Regions from separate parts of the Homo sapiens genome. Here region 1 is linked to region 2. Evidence: read pairs that join two places in POLR2A ChIA-PET (ENCODE). Cell type or tissue: PC-3. All regions are shown on one strand. Region 1 has its middle 8.8 kb from the start of ZYG11A. Region 2 overlaps SCP2 (sterol carrier protein 2).

Evidence for each region. Peaks named below come from ENCODE experiments on the same cell type or tissue, not always from the same donor. Only the 100,000 strongest peaks of a DNase experiment are listed, where the experiment ranks them.
Region 1: POLR2A ChIA-PET joins it to region 2 with 6 read pairs; 3 of 35 experiments call an interaction of 5 or more read pairs at or near these places.

What each region holds. Positions count from the first base shown.
Region 1 is chr1:52,832,668-52,835,167 of GRCh38, reverse strand. No RefSeq gene overlaps it. Among named protein-coding and RNA genes, the nearest start is that of ZYG11A, 8.8 kb to the left of the region's middle. RefSeq lists an enhancer at 2,396-2,500. In PC-3, no CTCF peak of the experiment used is centred here; a DNase peak (open chromatin) is centred at 1,377; H3K27ac peaks cover 694 bases.
Region 2 is chr1:52,958,013-52,960,512 of GRCh38, reverse strand. The region is part of intron 5 of SCP2 (sterol carrier protein 2); the gene reads right to left. Among named protein-coding and RNA genes, the nearest start is that of SCP2, 32 kb to the right of the region's middle. In PC-3, no CTCF peak of the experiment used is centred here; no DNase peak of the experiment used is centred here.

The DNA of each region.
Region 1 (2,500 bases), 130 kb after region 2:
CCCATTTTTGTGTCCATGGATCTCTCAGAGTGGCTGGGGATCATCGTAAGCTCCCTCTCAGATTTTGGAGCTCCATGGATTTGTGTTTTGGAGTTTGAGAAAATTTCTGATCCAAACTGGGTTTGGAGTTGCGACAGAAACTGGACTGGGTCCAGGAACAGGTTTGATCTGGGAATTAACTGGCTTGGATCAAGTTAGAGGCCTCTTACATCTGACTGGGTCAGAAAGGAACTGGTGGTAAAGCAGTAATATTGCAGGGGTTATAAAATTTGGCTTTTGAAAATTCACATGGATTTTTGTGTTCTGCCCCTTTGTTTCATTTTTTGTGCATGCTTACGTAGGAAAAAAAGTCATTGGCTAAGTTAATCAAGAGAACCTGAGTAAAGTCAATATTCTAGGGAAAAATGGGAAAATGGGATCCTTAATTTCTGGAAAACTGAGTTCTTTTTGGGTTATACATTAGGCCTGGGAGGCAGCGAAGTCTTACAGAAATGGCAAAATCTTACTAAAGGTGACTTACAGTGGAATGTGCCGAATGAACAACAATGCACTGAAGTACATTTAAACATGAGGGCTCTTCGTAAAGCCCCTTTTGGCTAAGAACAGGTTTGGTACTACAGCATGTCAACTGCTATTCTCTTTGGAATAATCTGCCTTGCACTCTTTGCTGAAGGCTGTGAGTGGCCATTAGGCATGTACAGGATCATGGGACGGGGGAGCGTTTTCCCCCCTAAAAGGGGAAACTTGAGAGCTGATGAGACTGCTGGAAAAGATCCCTTTGCTACCGAGAAGCAGCTGACTGAACTTTTCAGAGTCGTTGCAATGGGTGGGTCTTTCTCTGGCTTCCCTGATCATTTCACCTTCCCAACCCTGCCGCAGGCAATGCTTTTTTCTCTCTCTCCCTTTCTTTTCTTTTTTTATTTTGGGTTGGAGTCTTGCTCTATCACCCAGGCTGGATGGAGTGCAGTGGCAAGATCTTGGCTCACTGCAACCTCTGCCTCCCGGGTTCAAGCAATTTTCCTGCCTCAGCCAACTGAGTAGCTGGGACTACAGGCGTGCGCCACCACGCCCAGCTAATTTTTTGTATTTTTAGTAGAAACAGGGTTTCACCCTGTTGGCCAAGCTGGTCTTGAACTCCTGACCTGAAACAATCCGCCCGCCTTGGCCTCCCAAAGTGCTGGGATTACAGGCATGAGCCACCTTGCCTGGCCCGGCTCCCTTGCTTATCTTTTCTGTTACTCAGGGCGACCATCTTGCCCAGAGACCACAGGTTGAAATTCCTGGTCGGAGGTTGGATTAACGATGATGGGGCACAACCAGAGGCAAGTTTGAGCTCTGTCAGTTTGATATTGGGTGCTAAGCAGAGTGACTAATGTCTGTTTTGTCACACGTATCTTGCTCTGGCCAGAACGAAGAAAGATAATTTTCTTTTATGATGCGGCTTGGCCCCCAGAGTGATGATGCAGCAAGCTGAGTCACTAGGGCCACTCAGGGAAAGGGAACCCAGAAGCCTGGCATGCTGGCAAAAGGGTAGGAATTTTTTTTTTTTTGAGACGGAGTCCCGCCCTGTCGCCCAGGCTGGAGTGCAGTGGCATTATCTTGGCTCACTGCAAGCTCCACCTCCCGGGTTCACGCCATTCTCCCACCTCAGCCTCCCCAGTAGCTGGGACTACAGGCGCCCGCCACCACGCCCGGCTAATTTTTTTTTTTTTTTTTTTTTAGTATTTTTAGTAGTGACGGGGTTTCACTGTGTTAGCCAGGATGGTCTCTATCTCCTGACCTCGTGATCCACCCAACTCGGCCTCCCAAAGTGCTGGGATTACAGGAGTGAGCCACCACGCTTGGCCAGGAATTTCTTACCAGTCAAATTTCTGGCTTCTCTCTCTCTGTGCAAATGGTTGAATGAATGGTAAAAACCACTGTTTGTCTCCATCTTGTTTTACGTCCTTAGGAGCTTGACCTTGTAACCATGTGGCAATACTTTCTCTTGGTCTTTGCCTTCCAGGGAACAATAATTTTAGGGTTTCTGTCATAGTTAGCTCTAAAAATTATCTTTTAACTAAAAGCCTTTGCAAGCTCAAAATTAACTATTCTAAACTCCTTCTGGGAAGGGAAAGAAAAGACTGCCGTGTGCTGTAGCTCAGTAGTCAAGGCTTTGCCCTTTCACACTAGCTCAATTCCCTGCTTAGGAAGTAAGTCCTTTCCGGTTTAATAACTGCATGACCGTCTCTAGTCTCTTCTCCACTGACTATCTTAAATCTTCCTTTCTCTGAGAACCTTCCTGAGTCCTTAACTTTACCTTTGGTAAAGTTCAAAAGCCAGGAATATCAGCCTTTTGGCCTGGCTAAAATTGGGTAATAAGACATTTTAAAAGGATTTTATTAAAGAGTGCTATGGTTAAAAGTCAGCTTAATTAAAAGTGAATATTCAAGTTCTAACAGCCTGGACTCCTTGGGAAAAACAGGAGGCACCAGAGACCCCCTTTCATGGCCCTGTTCTT
Region 2 (2,500 bases):
CACACACACACACACACACACACACACACACATATACATAGTAGCCAGGCATGGTGGGTCATGCCTGTAATCCCAACACTTTGGCAGGCCCAGGTGGAAGGCCCACCTGAGCCCAGGAGTTCGAGACCAGCATGGGCAACATAGCAAGATTCCGTCTCTGCAAAAAATTAGCTGGGCGTGGCTAATTTAAAATAAAGAATAAATTAAACCCAAAGTAAGGAGAAGAAAGGAAACATCAAGAATGAGAGCAGATTGAAATAGAAAATGAGCAGAATGAAAAAGAATGAGTAGAAGTGAGTAGAATAAACTAGAAAAAAGAATATAGGCCAGGCGCCATGGCTCATACCTGTAATCCCAGCAATTTGGGAGGCCAGGCGGGCGGATCACGAGGTCAGGAGTTTGAGGCCAGCCTGGCCAACGTGGTGAAACCCCGTCGCTACTAAAAATAAAAAAATTAGCTGGGCGTGGTGGCAGGCGCCTGTAATCCCAGCTACTCAGGAGGCTGAAGCAGGAGAATTGCTTGAACCCGGGAGGCAGAGGTTGCAGTGAGCTGAGATCATGCCATTGCACTCCAGCCTGGGCGGCAGAGTGAGACTCTGTCTCAAAAAAAAAAAAAAAATTGAAAATCAGTAAAAACAAAAGCTGGTCGTTTTATTGTAAACTTTCTTTTTCCATGATCACCCTGACAAAAGATGACCATGGAAAAAGAGAGAAGATAAAAATTACCAACACCAGAAGAAGGGAAGGGAAAAGACACGTCCAAAGATCCTACATTAAAAAGACGGGAATAACATGAATGACTTTTTACCAATAAGGTTAATAATTTAGATGAACTGGACAAATTCCGTGAAGGACATAAACTATCAACGCTCACTTTACAAAAAAAATAGACAACCTCAATAGTAATATATTTATATATAAACTCAGAAGATTGAAAACTTTCCCATAAAGAAATCACCAGGCCATGACCCAAAGATGAGAATGCAAAAAAAAAATATTTTTTAAATTAAAAATATTTTAGGGCTGGGCGCGGTGGCTCATGCCTGTAATCTCACTTTGGGAGGTCGAGGCGGGTGGATCACCTGAGGTCGGGAGTTCAAGACCAGCCTGACCAACATGGAGAAACCCTGTCTCTACTAAAAATACAAAATTAGCAGGGCGTGGTGGCGCATGCCCGTAATCCCAGCTACTCGGGAGGCTGAGGCAGGAGAATCGCTTGAACCTGGGAGGTGGAGGTTGCGGTGAGCCAAGACTGCACCATTGTACTCCAGCTTGGGCAACAAGAGTGAAATTCCATCTCAAAAAAAAAAAAAATTTTTTTTAAAGAAAAGAAAAGAAGTCACCAGACCAGATGTGAACTGGTGAATTCTACCAAAAATTTAAGAGAAAAAAATACCAATTTACATATAAACTACTCCAAAAAACAGAAGAGAGGAGAACACTTCTCAGCTATTCTATGAGGCCAGCATTATTCTCGTATTAAAACTAGACTGGGTGTGGTGGCTCACACCTGTAATCCCAAAACTTTGGGAAGCCAAGGTGGGCAGATCACTTGAGCCCTGAAGTTCAAGACCAACCTGCACAATGGAAAGAAAAAAACAAACCAACACCCTTGCGGACATAAACACAAAAATCCTTAACAAAATTTTAACAAATCAGGCCCGGCGCAGTGGCTCACACCTGTAATCCCAACACTTTGGGAGGCCCAGGCGGGAGGATTGCTCGAGCCCAGGAGCTTGAAACCAGCCTGGGCAACATAGGGAGAACCCGTCACTTAAAAGAAAAAAATTAACAAATCAAATCCAACAATATACAAAAAGGATAATATATCATGACCAAATACCAAACATTACCCCAGAATATGGGATAGACTAACAATCAAATATCAATCAATATAATTCATCATATTAACAAACTAAAAAAGAATAACAAACAAAATAAGAACATCTCAATAGATAGCTAAAAAGCTTGTGAAAAAATGTGGCCAGGCGCGGTGCCTCATACTTGTAATCCCAGCACTTTAGGAGGCCGAGGCAGGTGGATCGCCTGAGGTCGGGAGTTCAAGACCAGCCTGGTCAACATGGTAAAACCCCGTCTCTACTAAAAATACACAAATTAGCCCGGCATGGCGGTGGGAGCCTGTAATCCCAGTTACTTCGGAGGTTGAAGCAGGAGAATCGCTTGAAACAGGGAGGCAGAGGTTGCAGTGAGCCAAGATTGTGCCACCGCACTCCACTCCAGCCTGGGTAACAGAGACTCCATCTCAAAAAAAAAAAAAAACTTGTGAAAAAATTCAACAGAAGGACTGACACTACTCAATTTTAAGAGTTACCTAAAGCTACAGTAATTAAGACAGTGTGGTATTGACAAAAAAAAATTCAGACAAATTAGACAAATAGATAAATGGCACAGAATAAAGAGTTCACACATAGACCTACATAAATATATGACAAAGAAGCAAAGGCAATATAATGGAAAAAAGATAATCTTTTCAACAAAT